Regions from separate parts of the Homo sapiens genome. Here regions 2, 3 and 4 are each linked to region 1. A link is a loop called in an ENCODE intact Hi-C map of the cell type or tissue named here. Cell type or tissue: endothelial cell of umbilical vein. All regions are shown on one strand.

What was found. A loop is a pair of places that touch in the nucleus more often than their neighbours do. Peaks named below come from ENCODE experiments on the same cell type or tissue, not always from the same donor. Only the 100,000 strongest peaks of a DNase experiment are listed, where the experiment ranks them.
Region 2: a loop joins it to region 1, with 10 times the contacts of the local background. A loop is called at or near these places in 27 of 110 quality-filtered maps.
Region 3: a loop joins it to region 1, with 13 times the contacts of the local background. A loop is called at or near these places in 20 of 110 quality-filtered maps.
Region 4: a loop joins it to region 1, with 17 times the contacts of the local background. A loop is called at or near these places in 12 of 110 quality-filtered maps.

What each region holds. Positions count from the first base shown.
Region 1 is chr3:192,421,973-192,424,472 of GRCh38, forward strand. All of the region lies in intron 2 of FGF12 (fibroblast growth factor 12), which reads right to left. Among named protein-coding and RNA genes, the nearest start is that of FGF12-AS2, 92 kb to the right of the region's middle. In endothelial cell of umbilical vein, no CTCF peak of the experiment used is centred here; a DNase peak (open chromatin) is centred at 1,209.
Region 2 is chr3:192,186,996-192,189,495 of GRCh38, forward strand. The region is part of intron 4 of FGF12 (fibroblast growth factor 12); the gene reads right to left. Among named protein-coding and RNA genes, the nearest start is that of FGF12-AS1, 50 kb to the right of the region's middle. RefSeq lists a silencer at 1,436-1,495. In endothelial cell of umbilical vein, a CTCF peak has its summit at 1,446 (motif pointing right); a DNase peak (open chromatin) is centred at 1,436.
Region 3 is chr3:192,129,526-192,132,025 of GRCh38, forward strand. No RefSeq gene overlaps it. Among named protein-coding and RNA genes, the nearest start is that of FGF12-AS1, 110 kb to the right of the region's middle. In endothelial cell of umbilical vein, a CTCF peak has its summit at 1,186 (motif pointing right); a DNase peak (open chromatin) is centred at 1,216.
Region 4 is chr3:191,415,961-191,418,460 of GRCh38, forward strand. No RefSeq gene overlaps it. Among named protein-coding and RNA genes, the nearest start is that of PYDC2-AS1, 8.3 kb to the right of the region's middle. In endothelial cell of umbilical vein, a CTCF peak has its summit at 1,232 (motif pointing right); a DNase peak (open chromatin) is centred at 1,251.

The sequences.
Region 1 (2,500 bases):
TGGCCCAAAACAACATAAAGCTGTCCCTGTCATAGTTGGACTTCAAAGGTTTTTGCTTTAGTTTATTTTTTTTTGGCTTTTGGTATTTTTTTTTCCTGTGTACAATTTCTATATAGATAAGAAATCTTAGATAACTGTTGGTGAACAGTTTTGTAATAATTTGGATAAAAGACAGAGATAATTCTATAGTGAGGAGAGTCAACAGAGGAAATACATTCTAATGGATTTGTTTCTAGCCTGAGCTGAATTTTTATTCTGATGTTACTTACTCAGTACGGAACTTTGAACAAATTATTCCTCTTTTTTGGTCTCTATTTCCTTATTCTTAAAATGAGATTAACCAGATGATTGCTAAGGTCTCTTTCTACTCTAAAATTCTATGACTCTAAATATAGTGCTCACCGACATCATATTACTTAAACAAAACAAAGTAGGAAGCATTTTCTGTCATCTTCCAAAGTAACTTCAGAGTAGTTAACTAAAGTGAAAAGAGCATTGGTTATCCTTCTTTCCCCAGGCCATTGGCTAGATTCCCTCAGTCCCCAGAAGAACTAAACCTGACTCATTAATCTTGTGCCACAAAGCCCTTCTCTATAACTCTGGATAAAGGCAATATTATTTAAAGCTAACATTTTTCAAGTGCTTATCATTTACCAGGAACTGGTCTAAGCACTTTATATGTATCAACTTATTATCACAACCACCCTATTAAATGGGTATTATTGTCAACACGTAAACAGAGGAACAAAAAAAAGTAACTTGGCTAAGGTTATACAGCTGTCAAAGGGAATGACCATGATTTGAACTCAGCAAGTTTGGGTTCAGCCTCTTAGTAATTGATGAATCACATTTCAGTTATGTGGTCCCAGTGTAGTAGGAGAGGAAGGGTGCTAGTTCTGGTGCTAGTGATGGCTATGATAGCTCTTCTTTTTTGTTCTATATGCAAAGAAAACATGTGGCTGGGCAGGGTGGGAAAACCTGATGTGAAGAATGCTCTCAGCTATAAGAGTTGGGAGCAAGCCCATGCTTTCCCCTTCCAAATACCGGAAAATCTTCTAAGTAAGCCTTGATATGACAGCTCCGTGAGTTTATAATCCTAACTGAGCCCTGTAATAGCATAGCATCTCACTTCTACTTCCTTGAAAATTGTGGGTAAGACTTAATCCTGCTTCTGAAGCAGAATCAGGCCTAAATGTGTGGCTCACTAATTTTCTTTTTTGTTAGAGAGCCCCCTGTTGCATAATTTGTGTAATTAAAGTATGTATAGCTTTGCTAAGCAATTCTCCTAGAGCCACTAAAATGTGTGAGTGTTTTAGAAATTATATTGGCATAAAATACCAACCTCTGATTTTCTTTTTGGAGTGTTCCATCTTAGGGAGCCATTTTATAAGTATGTATCTAGAAGAGCGACTTAACACAGCATTAAGTCGCTAAATTCTCGGGTTTTTCATTCTAATGTATAACTGCTGTTAGCTTATTGAGAGAGCCTGGGCAAACAGCTTAAACTTTTTGTTTCTTAAGATCATTTCCAAAATGAATACAACAGACTCTCATGACAAAGATTTACGTGCAAAGATTTAGATATGGAATCACCACATACAATACTTGGAATGGAAAGAACTTTAAGAATTATTCAGGCTTATGCCCTCATTTTAAAGATTATGAAATTGAAGACCAAGAAAGGTGCAACATGCTTTAGGTCACACAGTTCTTGGTAGCTTAAGCAGAAACACAGCCTAGGCCTCCTGATTCTACGATCAGTGGTTTCTCTGGTATAAGGTTTAATTTTTCTATTAAAGACTATATTTTAGGCTTTTTAAAAAAGTTCTAACAAAAGCTAGTAGGTACAAAATGACACAGTTTATAGAAGCTTCCCATTCAAGCCTCACAACCACTCAGTAAGACAGTTACTAGTTATTATCAACACTCACTATATGCCTAATTTATAGATGCATAAAGAGAAGCTCAGGCTGCTGAGGAAGTGGTCCAAGGTCACACTAGCATTCTAGCTCTGATCTCCGAAATTTGAAATTTATTTTCTTCTTCGGACCTTTTCTTCACCCCGCCCTCTTTAAATTTGTTTCACGTCAGATCAAATGAATTATAAAGTCTTCAAAAAAAAAAAGACTATTAATGCTTTCCCCAAAACGTCCCCAGTTAGCATATAAGCTAAGCATTTCTTCACTGGCCACTTCCCCAGATCCTGTTCATCTGACATCTATTTTCAAATAAAACAGGATTCCTTAGAACAGTAGGAATTTCTCACACTGGTTTATTGCATAGGAAAAGAGAGTCATAATTCTTTTTGTAACCATAGAAGTATCATCAAAATACAGAATTATTTGTAATGCTAATGAGAATTTTCTTCACCAGGTAGTGCTGTTTGCAAAACATCTGGTGCACCATGCCAAAAATACATAGGAGCTGAAAGGCAGGATGCAAACTTTGCCTCAGGATCTTCTCCACCAGGTAATTTCAAGACAGGCATTGCCTTTAATAT
Region 2 (2,500 bases), 230 kb before region 1:
TAATTGGAATTTCATCATTTTATAAAAGGAAGCCAACCTCACTACTGTTTCTGTTCTCTTAACTTGAAGCCAAGTAGCAGAGGGGTCACAGCATCTCATCAGTTTAGCTTGTATTCAACATGAATAGAATCTGACCATTTTCCCTAATAGAATCAGCATGCAAATTTCTAGCATTCAATTTTGAAAAGCTGTATTTAAAACTACTGTGTGGGAGAGCAGAACAATATGTGAAGGAGATATTATGCTAGAGTCGACGAGTTTTAGTTTCTGACATATATAGTCTTTTTTTGAGCAAAGGCAAAATTTATATAGTATATCTTATAATTTATCATAAACAGGTCAGTAAAACCATAAGCATATTTTTGCCTGCATTCTCAACTTCCACATATATTTTTAATGTAAAACAGCTATAAATGAGCCAGTCCAGGTAGAAAGAGAAGGTTAATGTGAAGTTGACCAAACAGCATTTGCTATTTAATTACACGATAGACACTAAAATAATTATGTAATTCATGTAGTCTTTTAGCTAACACTTAAATCCTGTCCATGTTCTAACTGGTTAATGATAAAGAGATTAATAAACAGTTTTTGCAGTCAAAGAATTTGCCATACTGTGAGGTATAAGATTAAGTGATAATGCTTCCTTCTTGAATAAGAATCAGGACCAAGGAGAGCTTCCTGAAGAGGCTGCTTTGGATTGACCCTTGAAGAATGTGTAGGAACTTGGAAGCAAATGAAGAGAGATAAACGAAAGGAGAGAGAGAAATAAATAGAACAGATGGAAAGAAAAAAGAAAAAAGAGAAAACTAAGAAAAGAAAGTGAAGGAAGGTGAAGAAAGGAAAGAAAAAGGAAGGGAAGGGAAAAGGAAGAAAGAATAGTAAGTTTTCCTCGACATGGGGGGTCAACTGTGGTTACCATATCACGGAAATAAACAGTAGCAGATCTATGTATTAGGAAATGAGAACGGAAAGACAAGTGAGGTTTAGAAAGTGGAGACATTCCTATTCTAGTCCCAGGAGTTTCAGAGACATTCCAGTGAAACAGAGAGCCAGGAAAGTTTCCTAAGGAGAGTAGTGGCCTCATGTATTTATTCATCAATGTATTATTTTATTAATCCAACATCAATTTATAATATTCTAATAATTTCATAATCATGTGATTCTAAGAATGAAATCTAGAATTCAAAGAGGTACTAGTGAGACAGCTTGAACTAAAAGACTGTCCAATGGCAGGAATTCTAAGCATAGGACCTCCATACTCTTTGCTCCACAAAACTCAGCACATTTCAAATTATGTTATTCTGTCCTCTTTACAGGTTAATGGGGATTACAGATTGAAACTACGCACGTGTTTTTGTGTTTCCATTTTCAGGTTGCTTTCCTGAGGTGGTACTTAACCTCCAATTAGAGAATGCCGCCACTAGGTGGCGGGGTGGTGACTTGGTTCCAAGAGGCTACAGTTGGTGGGACCAAGAAAGGGAGGGTTATGGGTCCCATGATTCTTATATCTATTTCATTTTTTCTTTCAAAAACTGCAGTGGACAGTTGAGAAATAAGCTTCGATAATAAGTTTTTAGAAACAACTAAGTGTGTCATGTGATACCTGGATGACAATACATTGTCTGAGAAATACAGTAAGACAAATGAAAACTCTGGGCTTTGATGCAAGACACTGAGTTTCAATTTTGCCTGTGCCATTTATTAGTTGAATGAAAAGCAGAAAGTTCCTTCATTTCTATGAGCGTTGGACTCATTTAAAACTTGAATCATCATACTTATTTCACAAGTCTGTTAGAAGACAAAGCCATGTGGTGCAATGTGCTTTGAAAAGAACGTGGGTAACCACCTAGATATGATCCACAAATATGCCTGATCCAATCCCAAGAGGTTTTTCAAGTTCACAACATTTCACATAGAAATGTAATCTCTAATTTCTTATGAAAAAGTCTGAAGTTCAGGTAACACTTCATCTTCATTCCTCTGTCTAAGAATTAGCTGGAGTTACGTGACCCAGGCTCCCCTCCCTACACATGAGTGTGCTAACACAGATTTAGGGGAAACTTGCCTGGGACTCCGGCACATCAATGTCAAAGAACTACTTGACATTTCATGCCAGCCGCAGCTTGTAGGCTTCCTCAGCCTCGGTTTCATGGTATCTCCAGTCCTGTTTAAGCCATCTAAAAGGGGCTTTTTTGATTTCCTTTGATTTATTTATTCTCCTTTCTTCCTTTACTTCCCATACTTGGAGGAATCCAATGGAGAAAGACAATATTAATTAGATAATCTTTAAGGGAGTCATACCCTCTCCTGTGACATAGGCATGCTTCTCAGTTCCAAAATAACAGAGAAATTTGACCTCTCCAAACAGAAATTAGCTGGCGACTGAATGCATTTATGTTAGATTAAAAAATGTAAAGTTGACGCACCTCTCTCCTCTCTTTGCCGTCTGTTACAAACTAAACTGTGCCTTCTCTCACCCCAAAATTTTTTTGTTGAAGCC
Region 3 (2,500 bases), 290 kb before region 1:
AAAAGGGGAGATTTTCATTCAGGAAAACTGACTAGATAAAATAATTGAAATATAAATAAATGTCATTAAATTTGGGGGGTTTTAAAGAATATCAGGGGTCCTGTCTGGATAAGATGGAATAAACACTGGTGACTCAGTCTTCTGCACTGAATAAAGACTAGACAGATGCAACAGAGCAGCTCTTTGAGGACTCTGATAAATAGAAGGCAAACTGGGGAAGAAGCCCAGAATTCAAATACTGATGAATTTATCATTTTTTTCCTCTAATGCTCACAACCAACACAGCAGTGATCACAAAGGAGTTGGCAGAGAGAGCTTGGGAGAAGCCTAACTCTGGCTTCTTCTAAGAAGTTCTCCCTAGTTCTGGCTCAAGAAGCAAGAAAGGGAACTTAAAATATTCCGAAAGAGTGTGGAAATGTCCTGTTTTATTTTTCTTTCTTTTTTCTGTTCTCCCATGGCCTAGTTCCTATGCAATCCTGTGGAGCCAAAATTCTAGGTGGGGAAAGTTTCTATTAGAGTAGTCCCCCCTTATCTGTGGGGAATATGTTCTAAGACCACCAACGCATGCCTGAAACTACCAATAGTACCAAACCCCATGTATTTTTTCTTACACAACCCCACAATAAAGTTTAATTTATGAATTAGGCATAGTAAGAGATTAACAACAATAACGATAATAAAGCAGAACAATTATAACAATATGCTGTAATAAAAGCTATGTGAATGTAGTCTCTTTCTGTCTTTCTCAGTATATCCTGTTGTCACGTATACACCTATTTTCAGGCTTTGATTGGCCACAGGTAACTGAAACTGCCAAGAGCCAAACCATGGATAAAAGGGGACTCCTGTCTCATATCTTCAGCAGAGGATCCTTGGTTCCAAGAGAGTGAGGCTGACCACCACTGTCGTCCATCTGGATTGTCCTTTCATTGTTTGGACCTGGATGTGGGCACACCAGAAGTGCACCTCAGAGTGGGATAACTAAAACCCTGGCTTCCTTGATATAGAAGGACCCCAAGGAACCAGAAAGTATGAAAGTTATGGAGAAAAAGGAAAACTCAGGAAATCAATTCCAAATAATTGTTTATAAATTTTGGACTCGTTCCCAAGCTTGCACATGTGGATCTGATGTTATTTAGTGTACAAAAGATAGAACTGAAGATACACCACTGCCCAATGTCTGAGACTGGCCACTAGGTGGCACATGAACTGGACTGATCCAAATAGTACTGCGAATGCTTTGAAGACTATGCTAGCATTGCAACCACAGCACACAGGAGAGGCAGATTCGAACTTAAGAGTGAACCTAACCAGGCTGACTCTTACTAAACGAAAATGTCAACATTCTCCATAGGATTTAAAGAAGTCCCAGAGTCTCATAACATAACATAATATTCAAAATGTCCAGGATACAATGAAAAAAATTTTGGTATGTAAACTATCAGGAAAATCTCAACTTTCATGGGGAAAGACAATCAACAGATATAAATATGAAGTAACAAAGATGTTGGAATTATCTGATTCTTGAAACCAAAGGAAAAATAGAAAGTACACAAAATAAATGGAAGCTGTCAAGAAGTACCAAATGAAGATTTTAGAATTATAAAAATAACAACAACAGTAATAACTTCCCCCTCAAAACAAGAAACAAACAAAACAAAATTTAAAACCCTCCTTTGACAGGCTCAGTAGCAGAATAGAGATGACAGAGGAAAGAATCAATGAACTTGAAGAAAAATCAATAAAAATGATTTAATCAGAACCATAGAAAGTTTTCTTAAAAAATGAAAAGTTTAACAGAACATTAGACATCTGTGGGGAAATAACAAAAAAACTAGTGTTTTTGTTATTTGAGTCCCAGAAGGATAGAAGAAAAAGTGCAGTGCAGAAAAAAGTTAAAGAAGTAATCGATAAAAATGTCCCCAAATTGGCAAGAGAACTGGACATAAAGATTCAAAAAGCTCAGTGAATGCCAAACAGGATAAAAGCAAACAAATCCACACCCAGAAGCACTGTAATCAAACTGCTAAAAATTAAAGACAAAGAAAAAAGCCCAGAAGCCACCCAGAAAAAAAAGATTCGTTATCAATAGAAGAACAGTGACATAGCTCAGAAGGAAGTGTTGAAAGAAAATAACTTTCAACTCAGAATTCTATACCCAATGAACGTATCCCTCGGGAATGAAGGTGAAATAAAAACACTTTGAGAAGAAGAAAAACTAAGGGCATTTATTGCCTTGCAGACCTGATCTAAAGGCATTGTGAAAAAAAAAAAAAGCTCTTTAGGATTTTAGGATGAAGGGAATTAATATAAGAAGGAAACATGGAACATTAACAATGAAGGAGGCTGGACACAATGGCTCACACCTGTAATCCCAGCACTTTGGGAGGCTGAGGCAGGCAGATCACTTGAGGTCAGGAGTTCAAGACCAGCCTGGCCAAATGGTGAAACCCCGCCTCTACTAAAAATACAAAAATTAGCCAAGCGTGGTGGCATGCAC
Region 4 (2,500 bases), 1.0 Mb before region 1:
CAAAATTGATCCAAAAATTGATGAAATCGGCTGGGCACGGGTGGCTCACGCCTCTAATCCTAGCACTTTGGGAGGCCGAGGCGGGTGGCTCACCTGAGGTCAGGAGTTTGAGATCAGCCTGGCCAACATGGTGAAACCCTGTCTCTACTAAAAATACACCAAATTAGCCAGGCGTGGTGGCAGGCACCTGTAGTCCCAGCTACTCGGGAGGCTGAGGCAGAAGAATCGCTTGAACCAGGAGGCCGAGATTGCAGTGAGCCAAGATAGCGCCACTGCACTCCAGCCCAGGTGACAGTGCAAGACTCCGTCTCAAAACACAAAAAAAATTGATAAAATCTTTCTCAGATTTTTATTTTCCAGTGATTTTATACCGTCAATCTACATGAGAATTTCAGGTGTCATCTAATCATTTTTTATCACCTACTTTGAAATTTCTGCCTGATACTATCACTTTAGAATGTACTATCTGTAGCATATTGTAAAGTACAAATACAGTGCAAGACATATATGTGATTTACAATTCTCTAGTAACCATATTTTAAAAGGTAGAAAATTATGAGTTGCGAAAATTTTATTTAATACATCTAAAATATTATCTTAGCATGTAATCAATACATTATTATATATTTTACTTTTGTTTTTGCCACTAAAACGCTTCAAATGTGGTGTATATTTATCGGCCTTTCAATTTGAACTAGGAACTTTTCAAGTGCTCATGAGTCACAGGCGACTAGTGACTACCATATTGGACAGTCCACTTGTTATCTATGTCAGCTCAAATGAACAACATTTAAACATGTTAACTAGTGTTATACAGTTATGGAAGTGAAAGTTTTTTTTTTTTTTTTTTTGAGACGGAGTTTCGCTCTTGTCGCCCAGGCTTGAATGCAATGACGAGATCTCGGCTCACTGCAGGTTCCAGCGATTCTCCTGCCTCAGCCTACTGAGTAACTGGGATTACAGGCATGCGCCACCACACCTGGCTAATGTGTGTGTGTGTGTGTGTGTGTGTGTGTGTGCGCGTGTGTAGTTTTAGTAGAGATGGGGTTTCAGCATGTTGGCCAGCCTGGTCACAAACTCCTGACCTCAGATAATCCGCCCGCCTCGGCCTCCCAAAGTGATGGCATTTTATAAACTTCCCAGTAATTGGTAAGTGTGAAGTGGTGTCTCACCTTCACCAGACTGAACTGTTTCTTTACATGTTGTACTCTCATTGTGCCAGCAGAGGGCACCTGGAGATGGCAAGACAGTATTAACCTTGAAGCACTCCCAGACTGAGACTATCTACTGGATTGGCTGAATGTGAAAACCAAGGCACCAATTCAGTTAGAAAAAAAAAAAATCCTACCTTTACAAAAGCAGTACTTTATCAATGAGTAAACATATCTCATTGTGTTTCAAAGATACTACTAGTAGATGCTAATTGTAGAAAATCTGAGAATATTGACAAGTAGACTTTAAGAGAAGAGTTTGAAGAAAATAGAAAAGAAAGTGCATTATTGCAAAAAGTAGCCAGTCGTGGTGGTGCGTGTCTGCAGTCCCAGGTACTCGGCTGGCTGAGGCGGGAGGATCACTTGAGCCTGGGAGGTCAACGCTGCAGTGAACCGTGGTCATGTCACTGCACTCCAGCCTGGGTTACAGAGCCAGACTCTGCCTCAAAAAAAAAAAAAAAAAAGAAAGAAAAATAATAGAAAGTGCATTATTGACAATAAAATTCCTGATAGAGGAGCCAGAGACATATATTCATATATGTTTTATATATAAAACACAGACCTAAATGTGTATATATAAGAAATTGCCCTTACATATATGAGAAACTTGCCTAATATACACCTATATGTGCATATATAAGAAACTGGCCTTTTATAGACATATCTCATTGTGTTTCAAAGATACTGTGTTTTTTTTTTATAAATTGAAGGTTTGTGGAAACCCTGCATTGAGCAAATCTCACCACCATTTTCCTAACAGTATTTCAAACTTCATTATTGTTATATCTGTTATGGTGATTTGCAATCAGTGATCCTTATGTTACTATTGTAATTGTTTTGGGGCATCATAAACTATGCCCAAATAAGATGGTTAATTTAGTAGATAAATACTGTTTGTGTTCTGACGGCTCTACCAATAGCCATTCCCCTATTTCTCTCCCTCACCTCGGGCCTCAGTATTCCCTGAGATACAACAATATTGAAATGAGGCTATTTAATAACCCTACAGTGGCCTCCAAGTGTCCAAGTGAAAGGTAGAGTTGTGCACCTCACACTTTCAATCTAATGCTAGAAATGATTGAAGTTCAGTGAGGAACATATGTCAAAAGTTGAGACAGGCTGAAAGCTAGGCTTCTTGCACCAACCAGCCAAGTTGTGAATGTAAAGGTTTTGAAGGAAATTAAAAGTGCTACTCCAGTGAATACACGAGTGATAAAGTGAAAGAGCCTTATTGCTTATATGGAGAAAGTTTCAGTTCTCTGGATAGAAGATGAAACCAGCCACAAGTC